Linked DNA regions of Homo sapiens: region 2 is linked to region 1. Evidence: read pairs that join two places in POLR2A ChIA-PET (ENCODE). Cell type or tissue: PC-9. All regions are shown on one strand. Links, peaks and the distances in the headings refer to the core of each region. The heading gives the core; the rest is flanking DNA.

Region 1 (14,980 bases), core at 4,323-12,322:
CCATCAACATAGATTTATGGTTATTGTAGATGTATTTTAAATTATATAAGGGAAAAAAGAGGAGTTTAAACTAAAAATACAGTAATACTAACTTTTATATTTATCTATGTATATTTACCTATGTATTTATTTTACTGATGTTCTTTATTTCTTCATGTGGTTTTGAGTTACTATCTAGTGTCCTTTAGTAGCAACCTGAACAGCTCCCTTTAGCATTTCTTATATGGCAGGTCTACTAGCGACAAACTCTCTCGACTTTAGTTTATCTGAGGATGTCTTGAGTTCTCCTTTTTTTTCTGAAGGATAGCTTTGCCAGATATAGAAATCTTAGTTATATATAGATAGATATAGAAATCTTAATCCTCTTTTGTTTGTTGGTTTCAGCATTTTCTGAATATATCATCCCACTATCTGGCCCCCATGGTTTCTGATGAGAAATAAACTGTTAATCTTATTGAGATTAGCTTATATGTGATGAGTCACTTTTCTCTTGTTGTTTTCAAGATTCTCTCTTCAGGCGGGGAATGGTGGCTTACGCCTGTGATCCCAGCACTTTGGGAGGTCGAGGTGGGTGGATCACTTAAGGTAAGGAGTTTGAGACCAGCTTGGTCAACATGGCGAAACCCTGTCTCCCCTAAATATACAAAAATTAGCCAGGCACGGAGGAGGCAGATGTTACAGTGAGCTGAGATCGTGCCACTGCACTCCAGCCTGGGCAACAAAGTGAGATTCTGTCTCAAAACAACAACAACAAAAATCAAGATTCTCTTTTTATCTTTGTCTTTCAATAGTTCGATTCTAATGTATCTTGGTTTTGATCTCTTTGTGTTTATCCTACTTGGGATTCATTAGGCTTATTGAATGTGAAGATTGAATCTTCCATTACATATTGGAAGTTTTGGGCCATTATTTCTTCAAATATTCTGTCTTCTTCTTTCTCTGCCTCCTCTCCATCTGGGACTTTCATTATGCATATGTTGTTATGCTCGATGGTATTCCATGGGTCTCTTAAACTCCATTTGCTTTTCTCCATTCTTGTTTCTCAGATTGTTAATCTCAGTGGACTTATCTTCAAGTGTGCTGATTGTTTCTTTTGCCTGCTCTAATCTATATTGACCTCCTCTAGCGAATTTTTATTTCAGTTATTATACTCTTCAACTCCAGAATTTATTTTTCTCTTTTTTCTTTTTTTTTTAAATGTTCCTCTTGGCATATACCTAAAACTCCAGGATTTCTATTTGTTTTCTTTTTATAATTTATCTTTATTTATACTCTATATTTAGTGAGATATAGTTCTCATGGTTTCCTTTAGGTCTTTGAGTAGATTTAAAATAGTTGATTTAGGCCAGGTGTGGTGGCTCACCCCTGTAATCGCAGCACTTTGGGAGGCCGAGGTAGGTGGATCACCTGAGGCCAGGAGTTTGAGACCAGCCTGGCCAACATAGTGAAACTCCATCTCTACTAAAAATACAAAAATTAGCCAGGCATGGTGATAGGTGCCTATAATCCCAGCTATTCGGGAGGCTGAGGCAGTAGAGTCACTTGAACCTGGGAGGTGGGGGTTGCAGTTAGCTGAGATAGTGCCCCTGCACTCCAGCCTGGGTGACAAAACAAGACTCCATCTCAAAAAATAATTAATTAACTAATACAATAAAATAGTTGATTTAAAGTCTATCTATAAAGTCTAATGTCTGTGCTTCCTCAGAAACAGTTTCTTTCTTTTTTTTTTTTTTTTTTTGAGACACAGTCTTGCTCTCTCACCCAGGCTGGAGTGCAGTGGCTCAATCTCAGCTCACTGCAACCTCTGCCACACGGGTTCAAGCGATTCTCCTGCCTCAGCCTCCCAAGTAGCTGGGATCACAGGTGCGTGCCACCACACCCAGCTAATTTTTGTATTTTTAGTAGAGATGGGGTTTCAACATCTTGGCCAGGCTGGTCTTGAACCCCAGACCTCGTGATTCATGGCCTCCCAAAATGCTGGGATTACAGGCGTGAGCCAACACACCTGACCTAACAGTTTCTATTAGTTTATTTTTTCCCCACACATAAACTATGCTCTCTTGTTTCTTTGAATGTCTCATAATTTTTGTTTGAAACTGGACATTTTTAATATTTAAATGTAGCAACTCTGGAAATCAAATCTGAAATCTCCCAGCACCCCAGAGTTTGTTATTGAGGCTTGTAGTACTTGTTGGGATTTTTTTGTTTTGTTTTGTTTTGTTTTTTGGTGACTTTTCTGAACTAATTTTGTAAAGTCTGTATTTTTTCTTGTGTATATCCACTAAAGTCTTTGTTTCATTAGCTTAGTGATCAGCTAATGACTTGACAGAGATTTTCTTAAATACCTAGAACAGTGATAAAAATCTTCCAGTCTTTGCAGAATGGCTCTGTATGTGTGTCGGCACATACCTTCAACTCTAAGCCAGGCAATTTACAACTGTGCTTTAACCTTTGTCTTCTGCTTACAGAGAGCCTGAAGATCAGGTAGAGGTGGGAATTTAGGACCCCTTCAGGTCTTTTCTGAGCATGCACCCAGCCCTAGGCACGCATGTGCACCTCTATTCCCTGGACTATGTAGGAGCTTTTCAAAGCCCTTAGGGACTTTTGAAGTTTTCTACTATACCATTTGCACTGACATCTGATCCTTTTCTTTAGGCATAGAATATATATATATATATATATATATATATATATATATATATATATACATACACACACACACACACACACATACACATATATATGTATATATACAAATATATGTATATATGCACACAATATATATTGTGTGTATATATATACATATGTGTGTGTGTGTGTGTGTGTGTGTGTGTGTGTATATTTACTCAGGCCAGGCACAGTGGCTCATACTTGTAATTCCAGCATTTTGGGAGGCTGAGGTAGGAGGATCACTTGAGCCCAGGAGTTTGAGGATGCAGTGAGCTAGGATTGTGCCACTGCACTCCAACCTGGATGACAAAAGAAGATCCCATCTCTTTTGCTTGGAAATCATCTCAGCTAAATATTCAAGTGCATCACTCACAAATTCTGCTTTCCATGCAACTGTAGGACAAAGTATAGCTAGACTTTCTACCTCTATAGAACAGGGACCTCGTCTCCTTCAGTTTCTAGTAACATTTTCTTCATTTTGTTCTGAGTCCTCACTGGTAGAGCCTTAATAGCCATCTTTCTTTTTCTTTTCTTTTTTTTTCTGAGACAAGGTCTTGCTCTGTTACCCAGGCTGGGGTGCAGTGGCGCAATCTTGGCTCATTGCCGCCTGCACCTCTTGGGTTCAAGTGATTCTCCTGCCTCAGCCTTCCTAGTAGCTAGGACTGCAGGCACACACCACTATGCCCAGCTAATTTTTGCATTTTTAGTAGAGACAGGGTTTCGCCATGTTGCCGTGAGCCACCACACCCAGCCAATATCCATATTTTTACTAACAATCTGTTCAAAGAAACCTAGGCTTTTTCTGTCATGCTCCCCAAAATTCTTCGTCTCTACTCATTACCCAATTCCAAAGCTACCTCCACATTTTTAGGTTTTGGTTACAGCAGCACTCCACTCTTGGTTCCAAAATCTGCATTACTTTTTTTAATGATAATTGTAACAAATTATCACAAACTACGTGACTCTAAACAACAGAAACTTATTTTCTCACCATTCGGGAGGCCAGGATGTCCAAAATCAGTATTACTGGGCCTAAAGCAAGATGTCAGTAGATCTATGCTCCCTCTGGAGGCTCTCTTGTCTCTTTCAGCTCCTGGTGGCTGCCAGCACTCCTTGGCTTTTGGCCACAACACTCCTCCATCTTGTGCCTTTTCCTCTTTTGTCTGTGTCAGATCTCTTTCTGCCCCCCTCTTATAAGGATACATGTGATTGCATTTAGGGTCTACTCCAATAATTTGGAATAATCTCCCCATCTCACGGTCCTTAACTTAATTACATCTTTACAGACTCTGTTTTCATATAAGGTAACATTTACAGTTTTCAAAGATTAGGATTCAATATCTTTGAGAGGCCATTTTTATCCTACCACAGTTATGGTCCTATCATGGAATATTATACAGCAATAAAAATGAATGAACTGGCCAGGCATGGTGGTTCACACCTGTAATCCAAGCACTTTGGGAGGCTGAGGCAGGCAGATCACAAGGTCAGGAGTTTGAGACCAGCCTGGCCAACATGGTGAAATCCTGTCTCAACTAAAAATACAAAAATTAGCTGGGCATGGTAGTGCAAGCCTGTAATCCTAGATACTCAGGAGGCTGAGGCAGGAGAATTGCGTGAACCTGGAGGCAGAGGTTGCAGTGAGCTGAGATTGTGCCACTGCACTCCAGCCTGGGCGATAGAGTGAGACTCCGTCTCAAAAAAAAAAAAAAAAAAAATGAACTATAGTTACATAAAATAAGGTAAGTCTTGGATATAATGTTGAGTTAAAAAAAAGTTCTAGAAGACTTTATCACTATTTTCTATTTATGTCTTTGATTTCTCTTTTATTTATGTCTTTTATTTCTTTTTAATGTCTTTTATTACATTGTAAGCCCTATAAAGCTTAGAATGTAAACCTCATAGGGCAGGGCCTTGTTTTGCTCATTGCTATACACCCTGTGCCTGGAAGAGTGACTGTCAGGCAAAGAAATACCAAACAAATAACTGCTGAATGAATGAACTATTAAAATGGATATTTTTGAAGACTGATATAAGCAAATAAAAAATCTTACAGTATAACACTAATTTTTTTATAAACCAGAATCCCAAAGTGCTGGGATTACAGATGTGAGCCACCATGTCCAGCTAAGGTGGTCTTTTTCAATTTGAAAACTCATATACTTCAGTTTTGGGAAATAATCTTGAATTATTTATTTGATGCTTTACCCCCTTCATTTTCTTTTCTTTTTTTTTTTGAGACAGAGTCTCGCTCTGTCTCCCAGGCTGGAGTGCAGTGGTGAGATCTCGGCTCACTGCAAGCTCCACCTCCCGGGTTCACGCCATTCTCCTGCCTCAGCCTCCCGAGTAGCTGGGACTACAGGCGCCCGCCACCACGCCCAGCTAATTTTTTGTATTTTTAGTAGAGACGGGGTTTCACCATGTTAGCCAGGATGGTCTCAAACTCCTGACCTTGTGATCTGCCTGCCTCAGCCTCCCAAAGTGCTTGGATTACAGGTGTGAACCACCATGCCTGGCCAGTTCATTCATTTTCTTCTGTTGCTTCTTTATTCAGATATTGAATCTTCTAAATTGATTCTCTACTTTTCTAATCTTTTCACTATTTTCCATTTCTTTCTTTCTGAAGGATATTCCCTCAACTGTGTCTTCCAACCTTACTCATTGTTTTCATTTCTACCATCATGCTTTTAAAAAATATATTATTTTCCAATAGTTTTTGTTGTTCTGTGAATGTTTACTTTCATAGAATCAGGTTATTATTTCATGAATGCAATACCTTCTTTTCTCATCCTGAGGTTATTAATGCCTCTCCTTCTTCCTCCTCCTTGCCTTCCTTCTCCTCCTCCTCCTCTTCACCTCCTCTTCTTTTTTCTACAGAGTCTCTGTTTCCTGCAAGTTGCTTTTCTTCTGCTTACTGGGTTTGGTCTCTCTTAAGGTAGAGGTTCTCCTTAGTTGTCTAATAATCCTTGATTGCTCATTATTAAGAGCGAGATCTTAAAAACTGATGGCAAGCATGTTGACTTTGAGCTGGATGGATATTTTGTTGGGTAACATTCGTCTTAGATCTCTCTTCTTGGGTTGGCCAGAGTCCCATAGAGGGGCTGTCTGGAGGGTAAAAGTCTGTCTTTACCCTCCTGGTGACTGAGTGAGTTGCCACTTTGGCTGACAAGTGACAGAAGAGGGTTGGAGGTCTTGGATTTCAGTGTGTATATAATCACTTAACCCTCTTATTCAGCTACTGGCCCAAAGACCTTCTGTTTTGCCTTCTCCAGAGAATAAATCTCCAGTGTTATGCTAGACTAAGAAAGGGGCAGTTGGCCAGTGGCATGGAGTAGAGGAGGGGACCTAGGGATCAAATTGCTTATCGGTTCGCTTTGATCTAGTGCTCTATACTTCAGTTACTACCAAGGCCAGTGGTCTCTGCTGCCACCAGCTCCTGATGTTTTGCTGCCTTGATGTAGCCGTAGTTCAGAGACATTTGTTGACATCTCACACCATAATGATAGATGTGTCTATTTTCCCCTGTAGCTTTAATTATTTTTGCTTTAAATATTTTAGGCTATTTTATTAGGCACATATTAATTTAGATGGTTATATCTATCTGGTGAATTTTTTTTAAACATTGTCATCACTTTATTATTACTGCATAGTGACCACCTCTACACTAATAATGTTTTTCGTCTTAAAGTTTGTTATTAATTTGGTCTTTTTAAGACAGGGTCTTGCTGTGTTGCCCAGACTGAGTGCAGTGGCATGATCACAGCTCACTGCAGCCTTGACTTCCCAGGCTAAAGTGATCCTCCTGCCTCAGCCTCCCAAGTAGCTGGGACTACAGGCCTGCACCACCACGCCTGGCTAATTTTTGATTTTTTGTAGAGATGGGGTCTCCCCATGTTGCCCAGGCTGGTCTTGAACTCCTGAGCTCAAGTGATCCTCCCTTCTCAGCCTCCCAAAGTGCTGGGATTACATGCATAATTCACCATGATTCGTCTTAAAGTTTGGTTATTAATGCAGAAATACCACCTTGCTTTTGGTGTAACTTTTTCAAGCTCACCCTTTCCATATCCTTATGCTTAGGTGGTCAAATATGCCTTTTTAAAAAATATTTTGAACATTTTTAAGTATATAGTTTAGTGACATTAATTACATTCCCATTGTTGTGCAACCATTATCCATCTCTAGAACATTTTTTATCTTCCCAAATGAAACTCCATACCCATTAAACAAATATCACCTCCCCTCCATTCTCTATTTTCTATTCTTGATTTCATAGACCTTATAAGTCTATGCTTGGCTGGGAGTGGTGGCTCATGCCTGTAATCCCAGCACTTCAGGAGGCTGAGGCAGGTGTATCACTCTAACCCAGGAGTTTGAGACCAGCCTGGGCAACGTGGCAAAACCCTGCCTCTACTAAAACCACAAAGATTAGCCGGGCATGGTGGTGGCATTCGCCTGTAGTCCCAGCTACTTAGGAGGCCGAGGCAGGGGAATCACTTGAACCTGGGAGGCAAAGGTTGCAGCGAGCCGAGACTGCACCACTGCACACCAGCCTGGGCAACAACGGAGTGAGACCTTGTCAAAAAAAAAAAAAAAAAAAAAAAAAGCCGGGCGCGGTGGCTCATGCCCATAGTCCCAGCACTTTGGGAGGCCGAGGCAGACAGATCACTTAAGGTCAGGAGATCGAGACCATCTTGGCCAACGTGGTGAAACCCCGTCTCTACTAAAATACAAAAAATTAGCTGGGTGTGGTGGTGCACACCTGTAGTCCCAGCTACTCAGGAGGCTGAGGCAGGGGAATCGCTTGAACCCAGGAGGCAGAGTTTGCAGTGAGCTAAGATCACACCACTGCACTCCAGCCTGGCGACAGAGCAAGACTCTGTCTCAAAAAAAAAAAAAATCTGCTTGGTTCTCCTTGATAATCTCTTGTTGTTTATTCATGTTCAGATCATACATTTTTTTTTAAATTTTTTTAAAGCTTTTTGAGACCAAGTCTCACTCTGTCACCCAGGCTGGAGTGTAGTGGTGCGATCTCGGCAGCTCACTGCACCTCTGCCTTCTGGGTTGAATCGATTCTTGTGTCTCAGCCTCCCAAGTAGCTGGGACAATAGGCGCATGCCACCACACCCAGCTAATTTTTGTGTTTGTAGCAGAGACAGGGTTTCACCATTTTGCCCAGGCTGGTCTCAAACTCCTGGGCTCAAGCGATCCACCTGCCTCAGCCTCCCAAAGTGCTGGGAAGCCACCATGCCTGCCCATATGTATATATTAACAATAACTTATCATATATGTCAAAATAGCTACAAGAGATGATTTGTAATGTTCTCAACACAAAGAAATGATAAATGTTTGAGGTGATGAATATCCCAGTTACCCAGATTTGATCATTATACATTGTATGCTTGTGTCAAAAGGTCACATATACCCCACAAATATGTACAACTATAATGTAGCCATAATTAAAAATAATTTTTTTTTGTTTTTTGTAAATTTTGTGTGTGTTCTTTTTCTTTAAAAACAGATTCTAAAAATTCATGTGTTAACCTTTCTATATCATATATAGGAGACCACTACCTGGAGTTCTGTAGCATCTAAATCTGTTGTGTGTTGTTTCTGTTGATTCTTACTCATAGTGGCTAGCATCTTTATGTGCTGGTGATCTCTGATTGTGAGCTCACTGCTTGATATTGAGCAATAGGAATCCTTCATATCTAAATTTGGACACATTCCTCCAAAGAGGATTTGAATCTGCTTCTGCCTGGAGCCAGGGGTGTCACCAACATGAAACACTTCAGCCCTCTTTGAGGGTCCTAGCTCCATGTATTTTGAGGGTTCTCACTTCATGTAGTTGGAGGGTCCTAGCTCCATGTATTTGGAGGGTCTTAGCTCCATGTATTTTGAGGGTCCTCGCTTCATGTAGTTGGAGGGTCCTAGCTCCATGTATTTGGAGGGTCTTAGCTCCATGTATTTTGAGGGTCCTAGCTTCATGTATTTTGAGGGTCCTAGCTCTGTGTATTCTGAGGGTCCTAGTTCCGTGTATTTTGAGGGTCCTAGCTCTGTGTATTTTGAGGGTCCTAGCTCCATATATTTTGAGGGTCCTAGCTTCATGTATTTTGAGGGTCCTAGCTCCATGTATTTGGAGGGTCCTAGCACCATGTAGATGCCCACATTCATGTCCCCAACCTCCCTCCTGGCCAAAGCTCCCAGCTTTGGCTGCACTTTCCTTTGTGGGTAAGGAAGTGGCTTTGGCAGACAAGGCCTAGAGCTTGATAGACAACACATCCTCAAAGAATTATAGCCTCTTTTTCTAGAATTTTTTTTTTTTTTTCTGTAGCAGGAAGGCTCCTCTCTGCTTCAAGTCCACCACATCCCTAAGGAGCAGAAATTCTCCAAGCCATTCCACACTTATCCATAGTAGCCATCTTTTTGATATGTGAATCCGTTCACATCACACTCCTGCGTAAATCCTTCAATGACTCCTCTTAGTCTTTAAGTATAAAGTTTGAACTCCTTACCTAGCATACTGTATTAGTTCATTCTCACACTACTATAAGAACTACTCAACGCTGGGTAATTTATAAAGAAAAGAGGTTTAATAGGCTCACTGTTCTGCAGGCTGTACAGGAGGCATGGCTGGGGAGGCCTCAGGAAACTTACGATCATGGCTGAAGGTGAAGGGGAAGCAGGCACATCTTACATGGCCAGAGCAAGTGGAAGAGAGCAAAGGGGGAGGTGCTACAGACTCTTAAACAACCAGATCTTGTGAGAACTGGCACAAGAACAGCAGGGGGGAAATATATTACCATGACCCAGTCAACTCCCACCAGGCCCCTCCTTCAACACTGGAAATTACAATTCAACATGAGATTTGGGCAGGGATGCAGAGCCAAACCATACCACATACAAAGCCCCACAAGATCTAGCCCCTGACTCTCTTGCCAGCCCCAACTCTTTCAATGGTCTCCCTTTCCACTCCCAAACTCCTGCCTCAGGAAATTTTTCCAGACTCCTAACCTTAAGTCTAGGTTGGGAGTTCCTGGATGTGCTCCCAGACGACTTTGCACTTCCCCTATCCTTGTACCTGACCTGTGGTCCTGTGTGTTAGTCTGTTTTGCATTGCTATAGGGAATACCTGAGTCTGGGCAATTTGTATAGAAGAGTTTTCTCTGGCTCGCTGTTCTGCCAACTGTACGGGAAGCATGGCACCAGCATCTCCTTCTGATAAGGGCCTCAGAAAGCTTCCAATCATGGCAGAAGGTTAAGGGGGGGGCATGCATGTCAAGTGGTGAGAGAGAGAAAAAGAGAGAGATGGAGGGAGGTCCCAGACTCTTTTTAAGAATCAGATCTGGCTGGGTGCGTTGGCTCATGCCTATAGTCCTAGCACTTTGGGAGGCCAAGGCGGGTGGATCATCTGAGGTCAGGAGTTTGAGAGCAGCCTCGCCAACATGCTGAAACCCCGTCTCTACTAAAAATACAAAAATTAGCGGGGCATAGTGCCTGTAGTCCCAGCTACTCAGGAGGCTGAGGCAGGAGAATCGCTTGAACCTGGGAGTTGAAGGTTGCAGTGAGCCAAGATTGTGGCATTGCATGGGCCTGGCACCAGGCAAGAAAGAGTGATGAAATAAAAGTTTTCTGTATCTCGGCCAGGTGTGGCTCACATCTACAATTCCAGCACTTTGGGAGGCCGAGGCGGGCAGATCACAGGGTCAGGAGTTTGAGACCAGCCCGGCCAACATGGTGAAACCCCCATCTCTACTAAAAATACAAAATTTAGCCAGGCATGGTGGCGTGCACCTTTAATCCCAGCTACTCTGGAGGCTGAGGCAGGAGAATCACTTGAACCCAGGAGGCAGAGGTTGCAGTGAGCTGAGATGGCGGCACTACACTCCAGCCTGGGCGACAGAGTGAGACTCCATCTCAAAAAAAGAATCAGATCCTGCAGCAACTCATTACCACAGGGAGGGCACCAAGCCATTCATGAGGGAACCAAGCTCCCATGACCCAAACACCTCCCACAAGGCCCACCTCCAACATTGGGGATCATATTTCAATGTGAAATTTGGAGGGACAAATACCCAAACCATATCATGCTGTAATTAGATGTCTGAATCCCCCGCTACACATAATCCCCTCCTAAACTGTATACTTCATGAGTGCAGAAACATTGTCTGTCTGGTTCACTAATATGCCATCAGCACTTGGCATGTGTGTTCTTAAAAATCTGATGAATGAGTGAACACCTCTATTGAGCTCCCAGTGTTTTTTCTTATTGATTTTCGCAAATTCTTTATGTGTTAACTATATTAACGCATTGCCATTGCCTGGGAATATTTTCGCCAAGTTATTTGCCTTTTAATTTTGGCTTTTTTTTTTTTTTTTTTTTTTTGGCAGGAAGGAGCATAAAGCAGCTTTACATTTGAATGCGGACAGATCTATTGATCTTTTTCTGTTAAGATCTCTTCAAAATGTTTCCAAGTTTAGAAAGTCTTTCCCTTGCTAGATGTGTAATAAGTGTTCACTTCTATTTTTTATGCACACAGCTGTCCATTTAATCTTCCCAAAGCAGGGCTCTGATCATTTCTCTCCTCTGCTCAAAAATGTTTAACCATCTCCTTGGAGCCTTTAGAATAAAGTCCAAATTCTTTAACTCGCCTCCAAGGCTTTTCAGGATTTAACCTGAGGCTGCCTTTCCAGACTTTTTTTTTCCTGTCCCCCAAATGAGCCTGAGCTCCTGGCAAAGTGAAGGGTTTGCCTCTCTCTGTCTGTGTTCTGCCCTTCCCACCTCCAGGCCTTTTACCTGTTGGTCCCTCTGCAGGGAATGTCCATCCTTCATTTCTATATGGATTTTTTTTTTTTGAGACACAGTCTTGCTCTGTTGCCTAGGCTAGAGTGCAGTGGTGTGATGTTGGCTCACTGCAGCCTCCACCTCCCGGGTTCAAGCAATTTTCCTGCCTCAGCCTCCCAAGTAGCTGGGATTACATGTGTGTGCCACCATGCCTGGCTAATTCGTGTATTTTTAGTAGAGACAGGGTTTTTACCATGTTGGCCAGGCTGGTCTTGAACTCCTGACGTCAAGTGATCCACCCACCTCAGCCTCCCAAAGTGCTGGGAATTACAGGTGTGAACCACTGCACCCGGCTCTATATGGATATTTAAATCCTATTGATTCTTCAATCCCTACTTTGTTTAAAAAGCCTCACTTTACCCTTCCTCCTGAGAGAGTGACTGGTGGAGAGATAAGAAAACAAGCTTTGGAGTCAGACAAACCTGGGTTAAAATCTGAGTTCCTTTACTTGTTAGCCATTGGCCAAATCCTTTAACCTTTCCAAATCTGTTTCCTCATCTTTAAAATGGGAACAGAAAGCAATGAAGGACCACCAAGGACTGTCGGGCCGCTGCAAGGATGAACAGAATCTGAGATTGCGCGTAAAGATCCTAGCACAGTCTCCAGTTCACCCCACATTCTGCCACCTTGGAAGGGAGTCATCAGCTCTCTGGGGGTCACACCCTCCTCCACTAGTCATGTTTTCCCCCCGAAGGTTTCTGATGGATTCTCTGTTCTCTAATAATTCCACAAGGTGGCTGAGCTTTCCTTCTGAGGAGTTGAGAGCGGGTGAACAGGTTTCATCTCTAGGAATTCAGCTCAGGCCCCAGGCACCTTGGTCAGACTCCCACACCCATCTGGGCCCAAAGGAATCCCCTCCTTCCTTCCTCCCTTCTTCGTCTGAGGTCAGTTTCATTACCGGGAACTGTTGATATTTCCAAAGGGGTTCACCAGCACTTCCCGGCCCTCACCATCAGCACCCCACAATATGATGATAAGTCAAGTGGAACAAAGATAATCCTCCCAGGTTTAAGGTGGGTAAACTGAGGCTCAAACTAGCTTCCATATATTTGTGTCTAGAACTTATGGGTCTTCGCAGCCAGAGAAGGGATTCATTTCGTGGGGGCGCTGAGGGGCCTGGGCAGCTGTGGTGGAGAACTGGGGGAGCTCTGGCCCCAGAGCAGGAGATGGGCCAGGAATCCTGTCTCTCAGGGCCTCTGCCTTGTCCTCGAGTAGGTTAATTCGAATCTCTCAGAGGCTGGCCTGGAGCTTAGTGTCTGTGCTTGCTTTGTGAACTGACTTTCTGAGTAGATTCTTTTGCCTGCATCTTTTGGGGAAGAAGCAAAGATGACGACTTACTGGCAGGGGCTGTATCTCTGGGGCTGAGAGTGAGGATGGGAACTTCCTGGACAGTGAAAAGAGCAAGTTTAGCTTCCGGAGGCCTGGCTGCTAGCCCCGCTCTGTACCCAGCATGCTGTACCACCTGGGACAAGTGCCTGCCCTCTCTGGACCCCAACTGCCCTCCCTAAAAAATGGAGATGGTGGTCGAAGGAGGTCTGTTGTGAATCTTAGTGTTCTCAAAGTGCTGTCCTGGGCTGAGCCCCTCCCTGAGCCCAGACTGTCCCCGGGGCCTGGCTTCACCAGGTTGGCCTGAGCAAAGCTGTGACCCCATTCGGCCGCCTCCACACGCTCTGTCCTGCCCTTCCCTGAGGGGCCTGGGCCTGGTCTTGGTCAGGCCTGGGGACAGAGCAGGGAGCCTCCAGGCCCAAGTTTGACCTCCTGAGTCGCTTCCCCTCTCCCTGGAGCCAGAACCAGCGTCCTCTTTCCCTCCTGCTTGAAATCTGAGCTCAGAGATCCAGGGAGGACTTTGGCTGCAAAACATTCCATCCGCGCTGTCCAAACACCCTGCACAGCTGGCGGAGGGAGGGGCAGCCAGAACTGGCTTTCAGGAACCCTGGGGCTGTTGTTTTCATGGAAATGGGGGAGCCCTCACTCTGAGGACCAGCACTGGCTGACCTGAGGAAGTTCACAGGGTCAAGTGGACCAAGGAAGGGCCCACCTGCACACATGTTTTTGGGGCTTACCCAGGGCCCCTCTGCTGAGCGCCCAGCCCTGCAGGGGAAAAATCCAGTTGCTTCAAAGTCTGCCCAGCCAGGTGTGCGTGGCTGCCTTGAGCCTGCCAGCTGGGAGGTGTCTGCACCACAGGCAGGCGGATGGTGGCCTTGTGAGCCTCCCCTCGTGACTGAGCTCTATGCAGAGGCAGGGGAAGGGCAGGCAGGAATGACGCTGAGATAGCAAGAAGGGGAGGCGACTTCAGGCAGCGGCTTTTACTGACAAGACGTCCCAGACCTGGCTGCTTCTTGCTGTGACTCACAAGTGACCCTGGATGAGTCTCTGAGCCTCAGTTTCCTCATCTGCAAGAAGAGACAATCGGGCCTTTTCTGGCTCTGCCTTTTTTCTAAGAAGTTACAACCAAAGACAAGATCCTCAAAGCTTCCCATCCAGTCCAAGCTGTGTCTAAATGTCCAGAAACATAACAGGTTTTTCCATAAAGTCTCCAGCAACTCTGACTCAGTTTCCCCTCTCCCGCCCCCGGCCAAGAGGCTGGTGGGGTCTTGGCAGGGAGGGACCAACTCCCACATATGATGCCACCAGCCAGGCCAAGCCCTTTCCCCTCTTGCCATGTTGGGGTGATGGGGAGACCCCCACCCTTCACATATCCTGTTTTCCATTAATTGTTTCCAGGTAAGCCCAGAGGTTGCCCAGCAGAGGAAGGTGGGGGCACAGGAGAATTGAGCAGGGGGATCAGAGAGGAGCAAAAACAGGAAGCGGGTGGGAGCAGGCCATGGAAAATTCATTGCCAGGAAAGGGAGGACAGCATCTGGTTTGCATTAGGCTGAGAGAGCTTCGCAGCCCAAAGCCCAAGTGGGAGATACTGTTATCCGCTGGGCGGGGCGGGGCAGGGTGGGGTGTGAGGAACTGGCAGCTTCTCCCCAGCAGGGACTCAGAGGCTAACCAGAAAGAAGAGGGAAGTACAGGCAGGAGGACGGGGCAGGAAACACTGAAGGAAGGAAACACTTCTTTCAGTCTACACTGTGGCAGACACTTCACAAATGTTATCTTCTTCTTCTTTTTTTTTTTTCCAAGACGGAGTTTGGCTCTTGTTGCCCAGGCTGGAGTGCAATGGTGGGATCTCAGCTCACCGCAACCTCTGCCTCCTGGGTTCAAGCGATTCTCCTGCCTCAGCCTCCCAAGTAGCTGGGATTACAGGCATGCGCCACCACCCCCGGCTAATTTTGTATTTTTAGTAGAGATGGGGTTTCTCCATGTTGGTCAGGCTGGTCTCAAACTCCCAACCTCAGAGATGATCCACTCGCCTCGGCCTCCTAAAGTGCTGGGATTACAGGCGTGAGCCAACGCCCCCAGCTGTCTTCTTTTTTTAAACTTTTTTTTTTTTTGAGACGGAGTCTCGCTTTGCCACCCAGGCTG
Region 2 (14,980 bases), core at 3,419-11,418, 66 kb after region 1:
CACATAAGCAATGGCCAGCCACTCCTGATGGCAGCCCAAGCCCAGCCCCAGTGGCTGCCAGCTCTGCCCTGGTCCAGCTTGGTAAAGGCTTCCTCTCCCCTCCGAGTAGGCACGAGGGCTTCGGAGTGTCCAGCCAGACACCCCGAGGATCCGCCTGTGGTGCCACAGCACCCTCCCCCGCCCCACACACACACAGCTTAGACTTGGGGCGCTGCAGATGTCCCCGCTACCCACAAAGCTGATACCCTTTTATCTGCGTAGCTACACTGCCCTTATCTCCTCCTCAGAGACTAACTGCCCTCCACTGCCCCCACTCCTCCAGCCAGCCGCTGGGCCTCCTGGGAGCTGTCTGACATTTGACGTGATGGGGGCAGGGTCTGGGAACCAGCCCTTTCTGTGCAGGAGAGGTGGCCAGGAGCCTGCGGGTTAGGAGCAGGGTCCTGCTGCTGTGTGGCCTGCGCAGTCCTGTCCTCTCTCTGGGCTCAGCCTCTTCGCCCATGATGGTGGTGTTGGGGTTTGATTGCTCAGGGCCTTGAATATTGGGGCACCATGACTTTGGCAGGGGATAGGGATTAGAAACTCACAATTCTGGGTGTGTTGGCAAGGGGGTCAGCTGAGTACAGGGACAGGAGGGGGCGGTTAAGCAGAGAGCAGATATGAATGTCCTCAGCTTCTTGACCCAGGGAAGTATTCAAGGGCAAGGCGGGGCTGGGTGGGGCTGGGGAAGTCAGAGAAGCTCCAAGTGCCCGGTGAGGCTAGGCCAAGATTTATCTGGTGCCCTCATAGCCCCAGCGTCCATCTGGCCTCCAGTATCCCCAATTCCAAGCCCCCTGGTTGTTATGGGTGATGGACCCATGGATTTCCAACTGGTAGGGTTGGGAGGCCTGGGCTGGTCGCCATCCTGGAGGCGGGTCACAGGCACAGGGCAGAGGGTGGGAGCCGTGCCTGCCAGGGTCTTGTAACCTTGAAGGCCACTGCCAGCGGGTCCACCAGGAGGGCAAGGCCTAGGGTAAGCGGGTGTTGAGATAATGGCATCCTTGGGGCCCCTCTAGCCTGCCCCTGTGGACTATGGCCCACAGGGCCAGGGAGGGCAAAGGACTCCCCAGAGCCACTTGGTGAATCTGGGGTGAGTCGGCCACCTCGCTCAGGGCTTCTGTAATGCCAGGCCCTACTCAGGACACCCTGTGGCCACTGGGGAGCCATACGTACCCCAGCCAGTCTGCTGGCTGTCCCTACCTGGCTGGATTTCGGCCAGGCAAAGCGGGGGTCAGGGGAAGCAGGCGGGGGCTGAGGTCTACTCAGGAGCCCTCCCCAGCCCTGCTGGGAGCAGCTACAAAGCCAAGGGGAGGCCCCAAGGTGTTAACTAGCCAGTGCCTCTTGGCCCTTCCTTGGCACTTTCCCAGGATCAGCCCTGCCAGGAAAGCCAGCCCAGAGATGATGACGGAGCAGCATGGGGGTCCATGGGAGGCCGACTGTACAAGTGCCCCTGGCATGTTGCTTTAGACTCTTCCCAGCCTCTGGGGTCAGACAGACCTAGGATCCAATCTCTGTGCCTATGAACTGGTGACCCTGGGCTAGGATGATATCAGCCCCCCCCACAGCCTGTGGGTTCTGAATGAGCCATTGCATATATGGGCACGGGAGCCACAAAAAGAATCATCAGCCTCCAGAGCCTTCTTCAGCCCCCTTTTAATTTAATTTAATTTATTTATTTATTTATTTATTTGAGACGGAGTCTCACTCTGTCGCTAGGCTGGAGTGAGCGATCTTGGCTCACTGCAACCTCTGCCTCCCAGGTTCAAGCGATTCTCCCGTCTCAGCCTCCTGAGTAGCTGGGACTGCAGGCACGCACCACCATGCCCAGCTAATTTTTTTTTTTTTTTTTTTTTTGAGACGGAGTCTCGCTGTTGCCCAGGCTGGAGTACAGTGGTGTGATCTCAGCTCTCTGCAGGCTCTGCCCCGCCGGGGTTCACGCCATTCTCTTGCCTCAGCCTCCCACGTAGCTGGGACTACAGGCACCCGCCACCTCGCCCGGCTAATTTTTTGTATTTTTAGTAGAGACGGGGTTTCACCGTGTTAGCCAGGATGGTCTTGATCTCCTGACCTCGTGATCTGCCCGCCTCGGCCTCCCAAAGTGCTGGGATTACAGGCGTGAGCCACCGCACCCGGCCTAATTTTTGTATTTTTAGTAGAGACGGGGTTTCACCGTGTTAGCCAGGATGGTCTTGATCTCCTGACCTCGTGATCTGCCCGCCTCGGCCTCCCAAAGTGCTGGGATTACAGGCGTGAGCCACCGCACCCGGCCTAATTTTTGTATTTTTAGTAGAGACGGGGTTTCACCATGTTGGCCAGGATGGTCTCAATCTCTTGACTTTGTGATCTGCCCGCCTCAGCCTCCCAAAGTGCTGGGATTACAGGCATGAGCCACCGCTCCCGGCCTTCTCCAGCCCCTTCCAAGGAGGCCAGGAATTCTGTTTGGCCTGGCGCTCTGTGGAAGCTGGCTGGCCCAGGGATGGGAGGGCAGATTGCACTTGGGGAGACAGCTGGGGGGGGAGGATGTTAGGAAGAGTCTCTGCAAGCCCCTCCATGCCACCCTCCTTGGGTAGGGGTCAGCTGCTGAGAGGTGGCTCTCAGCCCTGTTTTAGAATTGGGCTGGGGTCGGCTGCTGAGAGGAGGAAGATGGGCCAATGTTTTTGGGTCATTTCCACCAAGTTCCGGGCCCCAGAATGAATTTCAGAGGCAGCAGGGAGAGGCGGGTGGGATGGCCACAGGGGAGGGAGGGGATACAGAGAGATGCAAGCATGGGGACCCCTCCTGGTGCCCAGGCCCAGCTAGAAGGGCCTCATCTATCACCCAATACCATGGCCTGGCATTGGCGTGCAGGAAACACAGGAAGTGAGAATAAAATTCCTTATTTTATTTCAAAAAATGTAGGGGTGGGGAAGTAACATGATAAACATTACGATCAGCTCCCTATGGGTTCATTCTGCCTCTGCGGGGGTCGGGGGCATACAGTAGCTGGGGGGCATGCCATTGCCATGGCAACCCAGATGCTTAGATGCAGGTCCCTCCTGGCTGCTTAGAGCTGGGGGGACTAGGCGCCCTCCCCGAAAGCCCCCATTCTGAGTTGTTGGTGCCTGCCCTTCCCCTGAATCTAAGAACTGATTAGTGGGTTAGACTGCAACAGCAGCTCAGGATCCTCCCAGGACTTCCCTCCCTCCCCTCTCACTTGCCCGTCCCCTCAGCTACCAGCACCTCCAGCCCCCACCTCCTCCTCTTCTCAGCTCCACCCTGGTCCTCATGAGGTACCCCCTCCCCAGCCCCTCAGGGCAGCCTCCTCCTGAGACTCCCTCCCGCTCTGCCTCCCTGGCCCTCCCTGACAGTCAGGGCCACCGAGGCAAGGCCATGTGGTGAAAGGCAGATTGTCACAAGGCCCAGCCCTGCCGCCCCCTCCTATCAGAATGCATCCTGGAGCAACAGGTTAAACACAGTAAGGGCAGGTTCAGACAGGAGAGTGCCTGAGGCAGCGCCGTCCACACAGCAGCCCCGAGATGGGGAGGGCTGGGACGAGACCTCCCAGCTCCAGTGCCCTCCTGCAGCCTGCAGGGCCCACGTCCCCTGGGGCCAAATGGCCAGGGATTGGCTGGCACTGCCCAGCTGATAACAGAGCCTTTGGAGAAGGGTCAGATTGCTCCAGAATCTTGGACCTCAGGACACCCTGAGGAAAAGCTGGAGGGTGGGCTGAGCCTCCAGGCCAGCCGGCCCCTCCCTGAACGTGGCCACTGCCTCTGCTGAGTCACAAGAGACGAGGGACTCCCCCTTTGGTCCCAAGGTCACAGGCTCAAGTTGGGGAGGCGGTGGAATGGGGCCCGTGAAAGCCCAGGGTCAGAGCACTCTAGTGATGGGGTGGAGGACTCTTCCAGGGCCCAAGGTTTGGGCTGGCTGTGCCCGCGGGCCTGGGGCCCTGGACATCTTAAGAGAGGCCTCGGGTACTTAACCGAGCTGCAGGAGGGAGACCCGAGCTTTGTAACAAAGCAGGCCTCTCTATGAAAGGGTGGACCAATGGCAGCCGTCAGGGAGAGTGAAGCCAGGCCGGGAGGGTCAGGGGCCCTGCCCGACTAGGACCTGCCCCTATGAACCCCAAGAGCATCTGAAGAACCAAAGCGGGGGTGATGCCTAGTGACCAGGCTGCAAGGGGAGACTCACAGGCCAGACCCATGGACCGCTGGTCTCCTCCCATCTTTAGGGGCAGAGAGTGGAGGTAGGACAGAGCCACCCCCGGTGGCCACCTCTCTGCTCCTTGGAAGAAGGGGCTAGGAGGCACTGGGAGGGCCATGGCTGATGGCTGACGGCTGAGGGAGGGCAGGTCCCATGAGGGCAGGGTGCTATGGGGGAGATGTGAAGAGAAAAAGGAGAGGAGAAAGGGAGAAAGATCCAACATGGGGTCCGTGAGCAGTGCATACACCAGCCTCTCGGACACCCCTCAGAACAAAAGCCCATCATTCCTCTGGCCATCACCCCACCTGCACCCCTTCCCCACGGTGTCCCGGGGGCTGTGGCTTCATTTGTGAAGGTAGGCGTCCAGCCACAGCTTCCCAGACTTCTTCAGGGACCTGCAAAGTTGGGGATGGACCAGGGTCAGGGACCAGGACGGGAGTGGCCCCAGGGAGTGCAAGGGCTGAGGAGGCCATCATTAAGGTGGCATGTATGTCCCCTTGGCCCTAACCAGGGCTTACCACTGCCACTGGGCCTGTGGGGCTGTCAGCTCAGAGCCCACCAGGAACCCCACACAGAAAGGGATGGTCTTCTCGCAGCCCAGGGAGAAAAGCCCAACAGCTCCTAACACAGGCTCGGGAGTAAGGCAGGTGCCCTGGTGGGTGACTGTGCCAGGAGGGCCCAGCCCCTCTTGTGATCCCACTGTCTGCACCACGGGTGATCCCAGGGCCCAGCGCCTGTGGACCTCCACCCCTCACCTGATGATGTCCAGCAGGGCCCTCAGTAGCGGCTTCTCCTGGTATTCAATGCCATGCTTGGCACATAGAGACTTCACCAGCGGGGCGATCTTGTGTAAGTTGTGCCGGGGCATGGTGGGGAAGAGGCTGAGGAGTGTGTAGGGTGGGCAGAGCGTGAGGACTCAGAGGGCCATGCTGCTCCCGCTTCCTCCCACCACCTGGGCAGAGGCTGGCTGGGGCCCTCAGAGACCCTGTCCACAGCCAGGACCAGTCTCAAAGTGTGGCTCCTCGTGTGTGCCCAGTGGGGTGCCACGTGTGTGGAGGGGAGGGTGCAGCCCTCCGTGAGCAGGAGGGCGTTTGTGCTCTATGGAGCTGGGAAGATATTGGGTGGCCAGAGACAAAGTGTCATGTTTTTCAAAAAAGAAATGAAATAGCTGGGGAATGCTAGGAAAAGAGGCAGTGAGGTGAGGCACGGTGGCTCACGCCTGTAATCCCAGCATTTTGGGAGGCCGAGGCAGGCAGATCACTTGAGGCCAGAAGTTTGAGATCAGCCTGGGCGACACGGCAAGACCTCTTCTCTACAAAAAATAAAAATAAAAAATTAGGCCAGGTGCAGTGGCTCACACCTGTAATCCCAGCACTTTGGGAGGCCAACGCAGGTGGATCACTTGAGGCTAGGAGTTTGAGACCAGCCTGGCCAACATGGTGAAACCCCGTCTCCACTAAAAAATACAAAAATTAGCTGGGCGTGGTGGCACACGCCTGTAATCCCAGCTACGTGGGAGGCTGAGGCCTGAGAATTGCTTGAACCTGGTAGGTGGAGGATGCAGTGAGCCGAGATTGCGCCACTGCCCTCCAGTCTGGGCAACAGAGTGAGATTCTGTCTCAAAATAAATAAATAAATAAAAGTAAAAAAAAAAAGAAAAAATTAGTTGGGCATGGTGGCACGCACCTGCAGTCCCAGCTACTCAGGAGGCTGAGGTGGGAGGATGACTTTAGCTCAGGCGTTCGAGGCTGCAGTGAGCCAAGAAAGCACCACTGCACTCCAGCCCAGGAAACAGGGTGAGACTCTGTCTCTACATTTTTTATTTTTTAATAAAAAAAAAAAAAAACAGTGACAAGAGGTGAAGCAAGGACAAGGGGCAGCAGGGCAGTCCCTCGGCCGATGTTCCAGGCAAGCTACGTAGCCCTGCCCTGCTAGCCTCACAGGGTCATGAGGTGCGTGTGCAGGCTCCATAACTACAAAGTCCCAGGCCCACATGGAGGGAGGTGGTAACCACTATGACCAAGTGGCACAGCATGAGGGGCACAGGATGACCCTCAGGGAGATGGAATAGGGGAGCCCCTCTCCTGACCTCAGCGGGGCTGGCTGGGAGCCTTGCTCTATATTGGGCAGAGACCTTGTCAGAGAGACAAAGAGGTGGCCCCCACATTCTGCATTCTGCCCAGTGGGATAGCGGCCACTTCCCTCCCGCTGTGGGTCTCCCCGCCTCCCCGCAGCCCCGCGCTCACTGGTGCTCAATCTGGAAGTTAAGGTGTCCACTGAACCAGTCGTTGAAGAAGGACTGCTCCACGTTGCAGGTGGCTGTCAGCTGTCAGTGGAGGGGATGAGTGTCAGGGAACAAAGGAAGGCCCAAGGGCCCGGCCTCATTCCCAGGGGGCCCAGCCTTACCCAGGGTCTCCAGGCCACCCGTCCACATCATACCGTCCTGCCTGATGGCCTCAGCCCACCCAGATGCCCCACCTGTCCCTCTGGGGGATTCCTGCTGCCCTTTCTTGCTCAGCCCTGAAGCTCCCAGCAAAAGGACACAGGCAGCCCCGGGAGGCCCAGCACAGCCCTGTGTTAGCAGGTGCAGATCATCTGGGGCCAGGACATGGACATTGGGACCAGGCTCTGGTGACCGGCCCTGACTTCCCTACCTGGCTACTGAACCAGTCACGGTAGGCCTCCTGGTCAATCTCCATGACGATGTGATTCATCTGTGTGACCCACACAAACCAGTGGCTCTCCAGGAACCTGCAAGAGAACACAGCTCAGCGCAGGGGCCTCCGGGGGCCCAGCCACAGTGGGAACAGATCCACTCTCCCAACCAGCCCAGGACAGCCCCTGCCAAGGGGCCAGGATGGGAGGTCCCCAGGCAAAGTGGAGCCGTCCGAGCCTCTTCTCATGCCAAAGCCATCATCAGTGCCAGTGGAGGGCCCAGGGATGAATCAGCAAAGCCCAGGCACCTGATGAAGTTGAGGAAAAGGAGGGCTCCCAGGATGCCGTAGAAAGGGATGTAGGTGATGAAGAACCGGATGTAGTAGCTGACGGCCCAGGCCAGGTCCTGCGGGGAAAGATGAAGTTAGGTGCAACCTGCCCTCTCCTCTGCCCTGGCACCAAGTGCGTGCCCCAGATGTGCACACACCTCACACTCAGGCCTCTAGAAGCTGGACCGCAGCCCACTGAAATGCAATGGGCAACTACACGCCACCTGCTTGCTCGGGGTTTGCATGGCTGCCTTTGTTTCTAGGGAAATGCTGAGTGTTTTAGCATCAGGAAGTGACTGTGCCCTGTTTTTCGGGAGAGAAACGGACCCTCCTGCTGAGGGGCAGCCATGGGGTAGGGGTGGGGGTCAGCAGCCCTCTCGTGGGGCAAGGGCGATTCTGAAGGTGCGCCCCCAACCCGGGGCCAGGTCCCCAACCGTCCCCCAGTCCTGTCCCTCCTCCTCAGCACCTGGGTCTCCTCCTGGCATCTCCTTCCAGCAGGACAGAGGGCTTGGAGGGGTAGGGAAGGTCAGAGGTACCATCGTCCCTATCTCAGAGCTCTCACAGCAGAGGCTGGCCTCCCCACGCCCCACTGTCATCCTGTGTCCCTCCACTCTGCTCTCCTCCCTGCCTCTGGCTGGACTGGTGTCAGGGACTGGGCTTGGACGTCTTCTCTCATGTACTGGGAGGGTGACTTCACGGCTCCACCCTGTCCACTGTCTCTCTGCCACCCAAGTCTTGTCTCAACTGGACCACAGCATCAGCTTCCCACAGTCTCCTGCTTGTCCTCGTGGCCATGGCAACCAGAGTGGCCTTCGCTCCAAGCAGGTCCCAACTCTCCCCTGCTAAAGCCCCCATCCCACCCAGTCACCCACGGAGCCTCATGGGGTTAAGAACCTGTCTTTACTCAGCCCCCTGACCTAGCTTACTCCCTCCCCGGGGCCTCTGCATGGCCTGTTCCCACTGCCAGGGCGCTCATCCTGCCATGAGTTTAGGTATGGTGACATGCCACAGGCTCAGCACAGGTGTCCGAGGTGGAAGGTGAGGCCAAGGGACTGCCCTGTCTCACTTCAAACGACTGAAGAACAAGGTCACATTTGTGTCTTAAAATAGATCCCCACCCACTGGAGAGGGGGAGACTAGGAAGTTATTCCAGCGGCTCAGACATGAAATGACAGAGGCCTAAACCAGAACCCACGGCACTGACAAGGAGGTGACAGATTCCAGAACTGTCAGAGGCAACGGTGGCTGCATTTGTGCCTGCTTGGCTGTGGGGAATCTAGGCTGGTCCTAGGTGATCAGGGGTCGGGTGCCAGCAGCTGAACAGGAAAGGAGGAAGGGAGCGCTCAGGAGAGGCTGGAGATGGCCTTGGGGCCAACATTGGCCGAGGGCAGGACCTCACGTTCCAATAAGGTGGCCTTCAAGGTGAGGAGGGAGGCAGATGTAGCCAGTTCTGCTCCCACTTTCCATCACATTCCTTCTATTCTGTGTGTGTGGTGCAATAGTGTGCAGTGTATCTACACATATATGGAAACAAAATGAGGATGGGGTTACGGATTATTTTTTTTTGGAGATGGGATCTTGCTTTATTGCCCAGGCTGGAGTGCAATGGTGTGATCATGACTCTGTCCCAGGCTCAAGCCATACTTCTACCTCAGCCTCCCGAGTAGCTAATTTCTGTTTTTTTTTTTTTTTTTTGAGAGGGAGTCTCGCTCTGTCGCCCAGGCTAGAGTGCAGTGGTGTGATCTTGGCTCACTGCAAGCTCCACCTCCTGGGTTCATACCATTCTCCTGCCTCAGCCTCCCAAGTAGCTGGGTCTACAGGTGCCCGCCACCACGCCCGGATAATTTTTTGTATTTTTAGTGGAGATGGGGTTTCACCGTGTTCGCCAGGATGGTCTCGATCTCCTGACCTTGTGATCCGCCTGCCTCAGGCTCCCAAAGTGCTGGTATTACAGGCATGAGCCACTGTGTCTGGCCTTACCTGGATAATTTTTTTTAAGTTTTTATAGAGATGGGGGGGTCTCACTTACTTGCCCAGGCTGGTCTCGAATGCCTGTGCTCAAGTGATCCTCCAGCCTTGGCCTCCCAAAGTACTAGGATTACAGGTGTGAACCATTGCCCTGGCCCAACTTTTATTTTTAAGAGACAGGGTCTCACTCTGTTGCCCAGGCTTGAGTGCAGTGGTGTGATCACAGCTCACTGCAGCCTCAAACTCCTGGGCTCAAGCCATCCTCCTACCTCAGCCTCCAAAGTAGGTAGATTACAGGCGCGCATCACCACGCCCAGCTTTTTGTAGAGACAGGGTTTCGCCCATGTTGCTCAGGCTGGTCTCAAAACTCCTGGCTTCAGGTGATCCCTCCCACCTCAGCCTCCCAAAGTGCTGAGATCACAGGCGTGAGCCACCATGCCTGGCCTGGACTTCTTTTGAGTGTAGAGAGCAACACATACACAGAGATCGCTGGTTTCAGGGGCAGAGAGCCCAAGAGATCAGAAGCAGCCAAAGAGGCGGAGCGAGGGGGTTGGGAAGAAGCCAGCAGAGGTGGGGACCTGGAAGCCAACAGGAAGAACTGCAAGAGGGAGTGGCCAGTGGTGTCAGATACAGCAAAATTCCAGGAGGGTGAAGCGTGGGAGCATCTCAGGATCCAGGACGTGGCCCCGGGAACAGGGAACCTTGCCAGAGCATGTAAATCTCCCCGGGAAGCCTCCTTCAAAGATCTTAGGGTTTGTCACCTCTTTCCTCTAAGCCAGGGTCCCCCAACCTCCACACTATTGGCACCTGGGACAGGCTGCTTGTTGTCATGGGCGGTTCTCCAGGGCATGGCAGGGTGCTAAGCACCATCCTGGCTAGACGCCCACCAGATGCCAGTAGCACCCTCCTCTCCTGAAGTTGTGACAATTAAAAGTGTCTCCGGATACTGCCAAAGGGCAGAACAGCTCCCCTGAGAACCAGTGCCCCAGGTCATAGGTGCGCTCCTGGCTCTGAAAGCCCCATGGGCTCATCACATTGTCCCCACTCTGCCATCCCCTTTTAGGAACATAGGGTGATTTCTTTTCCTGTTTAATACTTTGTTCCTTAGGGAACAAGCACAGTCAAAAACAAACAAAAAAAAGAAGTTGCTCACTGCAAGCTCCGCCTCCCGGGTTCAAGCAATTCTCCTGCCTCAGCCTCCTGAGTAGCTGGGACTACAGGTGCACACCACCATGCCAGGCTAATTTTTTGTATTTTTAGTAGAGACGGGGTTTCACCATGCTGGCCAGGCTGGTCTCGAACTCCTGACCTCATGATCTGCCCGCCTCGGCCTCTCAAAGTGCTGGGATAACAAGCATGAGTGACTGCGCCCGGCAATAGGCCACTTATGAGTTAGAACGGGATTGGATGCTAGAGGCAAGGAGAGGGTGTAACATGTATAAGGAGGGAAAAAACATAATGGTGCTAGTCTCTAACTTGAGCCACTGGGTGGATGATGGAGCCATTCATTAACATGGAGACCATCAGGATTAGGTTGTGGGAGAAGAGGAGAGGACTTACATTGAATATGTTGGATTTGCAATGGCTGGGACACCTCCAAATGGAGTTAGATTGGATATATGGGTCCAAGACTTGGAGATAAAATTTGACTTGGCTGCTCTTAAATTCACAGTCAGGGTGAAAAGGACAACTTCAGTTAGCAAGCGATAAAACAGTAATCAACAGGCCGGGCGCGGTGGCTCACGCCTGTAATCCCAGCACTTTGGGAGGCTGAGGTGGGCAGATCACCTCAGGTTGGGAGTTTGAGACCAGCCTGACCAACATGGTGAAACCCTGTCTCTGCTAAAAATACAAAATTAGCTGGGCATGGTGGCGCATGCCTGTAATCCCAGCTACTTCGGAGGCTGAGGCAGGAGAATTACTCGAACCCAGGAGGCAGAGGTTTCGGTGAGCCGAGATCACGCCATTGTACTCCAGCCTGGGCAACAAGAGCGAAACTCCACCTCAAAAACAAACAAACAAACAAAAAACAGTAATCAATAAACAAGTCCACATTTGGTTAAGAGAGGAAAAACTTCCCCATGGCTATTGGTTGGAGCATGAGGGACAAATAGACTGCTGAGAAAGACTGGATTTTAAGCAAGCATTTCAGAAAGTGACAATTTAGTCTTTGATAATTTTCAGATAAACAATTTATCTGCCGGGTGCAGTGGCTCACGCCTGTAATCCCAGCACTTTGGGAGGCCAAGGCGGGTGGATCACGAGTCAAGAGTTCGAGACCAGCCTGGCCAACATGGTGAAACCCCATCACTACTAAAAATACAAAAATTAGCCAGGCATGGTGGCCGGCGCCTGTACTCCCAGCTACTCAGGAGGTTGAGGCAGGAGAATCGCTTGAACCCAGGAGGCGGAGGTTGCAGTGAGCCGAGATCGCACCACTGCACTCCAGCCTGGGCGACAGAGCGAAACACCATCTCAAAAAAAAAAGATGACGTAATTACAATGGGCCCTAATGCAATATGACCAATGTCCCTATTTTAAAAAAAAGGAAAAATTTTCAAGAATCCACTTTTGGTGAAGAAAAAAAGAAAATTAAAAAATAGGCCAGGCGTGGTGGCTCATGCCTGTAATCTCAGCACTTTGTGAGGCTGAGGCGGGCAGATCACTTGAGGCCAGGAGTTCGAGACCAGCCTCGCCAACATGGAAAAACCCCATCTCTACTAAAAATACAAAAATTAGCTGGGCATGGTGGCCGGTGCCTGTAATCCCAGGTACTTGGGAGGCTGAGTCACAAGAATTGCTTGCACCCAGGAGGTAGAGGTTGCAGTTGAGTCGAGATCACACCACTGCACTCCAGCCTATGTGACTCTGTCTCAATAAATAAACAAATAAACAAAATAATTTTTTTAAAGAGGGATATTTGGACACAGATACAGATACAAATATGCAGAGAGATGATGTACCGAGAGGGAGGACGAAAGCCATCAACCAGCCGATGAGAGGCCCAGAACAGAGCCTTCCAGAGCCCTAAGGAATCCACCCTGCTAACACCTCAGTTTTGGACTTCCGGTCTCCAGAACCGGGAGAAAACACATCGCTGCTGCTTATGCCACTCAGTTCGTGGTGCTTTGTCATACGGTCTTCGCAAACGACCACACCTGTCATCTCAGCCAACGCCCAGCTGCTCCAACTTCAAACCAGGGTGTGGGGCAACCCAGTTCATGGGACTCAGGGCCCACAGGGAGCGGGGAAGGGAGATGGCCACACTTGCCTCTCATCCTGCTGCCTTTGAGAACTTTCTCGGGGGCTCTGCAAAAGCAGGGGCTGCCCCAGTGGACTCCCTATGTCTGAGGGAGAGTAGAGATCTTTAGGACTAGGTCCTGGTGGCCCCAGAGGGAGTCCTTTCCTGAGAGGCAGCTACCCCAGGGAGGAGATGCCTGGGGCCCCACAGGCTCCACTGGGGCACACGAGGAGGCAGCGTAGGACCCCCGGGTCCCCCTGTCCCAGTCACCCTCCTCCCCATGCCAAGCCAGCTGTGTCCCCAACTCACCACCCAGTTCTTATGGACGATCATGGTCATGATGATCTGGTACTGGAAATACATGGGGATGAGCAGCGGCGGCCCAACTGCAGGAGAGAGACAGGCGCTTAGAGGCATCCATTCCACCCTGCCTGTGCCGGAAGGTCAGGGGAACCCAGGCCCAGCACTGAGTGCAGGGGCCAGCCCTGCAGACGTGGGCAGAAGCAGCCAGGGACCCCGGGGCCTGCAGAGAAGGCTGGGAGCCCTTGAGGACGTGTGTCACCCCTGGGACTCTCTGAGCCTCTGTGTCCCCATCAGGCCTGTAACACAGGCTGAGGGGTCTGCACAGCAAGGCTGCTGTGGCCCCCGCTTCTAACAAGTTTAGTGTCACTTTCTGGATCTGAAAAAGATGTCAGGTAGGAGGGAGAGACACGCCACTCTGGGGGGAGGGGAGGGTCCCAGAGTGATTTCGGGGCGCCGAGCACTCACTCAGGAAGAAGTATTCGTGCTGGTGATTGTAGGGCAGGTATTTCAGCTTCTTCTTGCCGTACTGAGGAGAGAGGAGAGATCATGAGCACCCAGTAGCCTCAGCTCCCAGCCTCCCATGTTCCCCAACCCATCCTGCAGCCACCATCCCTTCTATCTGCTCAGGGCACACCACTGTCCCTTTCCTGTCAATCTGCACCCTGGGCCCACCAAGCCTGGGGCCCCTCCAGCCCTCTGGGCTCCCCATGCTACAGCCAGCAGCGGCCAACGCTTCCTCAGCCCTAGCCGAGCACTGGCCCGATGGCATCGATCCTCTACAAGGCCGGCACTTCTGAGGCTGAGGCTCAGCGTTAAGCCATGGCCCAAGGCCACAGGAAGTGGCCCTGACTGGGATCAGAACCCAAAAAGCTGACTCTGAGCCCATGTGACAGGCACTAAACAAATGTTTGTTGAATGAATGTGCAACAGAGCAACTCTCGGCGGAGCATAAGCACCCAGGGGAGTTCCTAGGTCACCATGGAGAGCTCCCGGAGCCCGCAGTGGCAGGGAGAACCTAGGTAAGGGCCCCAGAATTGCTGCCAGTCATCAGGCTGGGAGCATCTGCCTCCCTGGAGCCTCCCTGTAATTTACAAGAGTGAATCACTCCTCCCCAGCTGGAGCCTAACCTTGAGGACAGAGGAGGCCACAGCACAGACTCCTCAGGCCACATCTGGCTACCTGAGGTCCCCATGACGGCACCGGTTTCTTCCCCATCAGAGCCTGCACCTTGGGCAGCCTGATGCCCAGAGGCTCTAATGGAGGAGGGCTGGGCTGGGTCCTGGGCATCGTCATTGTCCAATGCCAGGCATAGGAACCACGGCCCCAGGGGATCCCTGGAGCCCTTAATTCCATGGTCCAGCCCCTAGGGACCAGCCCACCCTGCACTTCCAGGACTGAGACCAAAAGATGCCGCTCACTGAGTGACACCTGCTCCTCTCCCTTGCAGTGTGGGGAGGCTGGGCTTGCAGCCAGCAGATGCGCTTGAGCCGACTCTGCCTCTCACCAGTGCTGAGACTATGTGAGTCGCTTAGCCTTGCTGAGCCTTGTCTGGCATTTGAATCAGTGGTTGGTAAGAGGAGCCAATGAGAACATGGGCATAATGCCAAGTGCTGACCCCAGGACACTGCCCGTCACCCTCCCTATACCCCTGGATCCGAAGGCCAGAGATGCCTCCTCCTATAGTGTCCAGTCATACTTATTGCAGTCAGGAGGTCAAAGTGAGTTACAGAGGGAAGGGACCTTGGATGATGCCTAGGCCAGTGCCCCTCTCATCCAGGTGAGTAAAATGATTGTCCAAATCACAGGGAGAGCATGGATTCCTGAGGGAAGAGGCTGTGGGTGGGAACCAGGTCCACCCTGTCCCCAAGGCTTGCATCTTGGCGCCAATGGCCATGGTCACGGCACAACCAGCTGAAGAACCCCCAGAAACAGTCCCTTTGTTCTGTGTGGCCTCCTGAGCCTTGGCAAGGATCTCACTCATTCCCAGAAAGGACGGCCACTTGCAGGAAGACTATTATTAAGGCCAGGGCTGAGGCCGGCCATGGAGAGGTCCGAGCCAGGGAGGCCTCACAGGAGCCTTTCATGAGTCTCCAGTGGACGGAGTTGCTGGAGGAGCCAGCACTGCAGACGTTGCTCTCGAGGTGGCCAGTCTCGGGGCCTGCAGTGGCCCACAGAACAGGCCCCTGAGTCCTGCTCTAAGCTTCTCCCAGAGGCCAGGGAGCAGGCTCATAGCCCCAGCCTTGGCATGCAGTGTCTCCAGCTCTGC

The links. Peaks named below come from ENCODE experiments on the same cell type or tissue, not always from the same donor. Only the 100,000 strongest peaks of a DNase experiment are listed, where the experiment ranks them.
Region 2: POLR2A ChIA-PET joins it to region 1 with 12 read pairs; 7 of 35 experiments call an interaction of 5 or more read pairs at or near these places.

What each region holds. Positions count from the first base shown.
Region 1 is chr11:61,922,178-61,937,157 of GRCh38, reverse strand. It overlaps a transcript of RAB3IL1 not described here. Among named protein-coding and RNA genes, the nearest start is that of RAB3IL1, 12 kb to the right of the region's middle. RefSeq lists enhancers at 13,147-13,441, 13,196-13,945. In PC-9, for the core only: no CTCF peak of the experiment used is centred there; no DNase peak of the experiment used is centred there.
Region 2 is chr11:61,855,271-61,870,250 of GRCh38, reverse strand. It overlaps FADS2 (fatty acid desaturase 2), which reads right to left. Exons shown (of 12, transcript NM_004265.4): 6 at 13,180-13,240; 7 at 12,721-12,797; 8 at 7,182-7,279; 9 at 6,873-6,969; 10 at 6,465-6,544; 11 at 4,974-5,099; 12 at 2,897-4,613. The coding sequence ends at 4,562. Among named protein-coding and RNA genes, the nearest start is that of MIR6746, 16 kb to the left of the region's middle. RefSeq lists enhancers at 8,002-8,502, 8,503-9,003, 12,757-13,258. In PC-9, for the core only: no CTCF peak of the experiment used is centred there; a DNase peak (open chromatin) is centred at 6,930.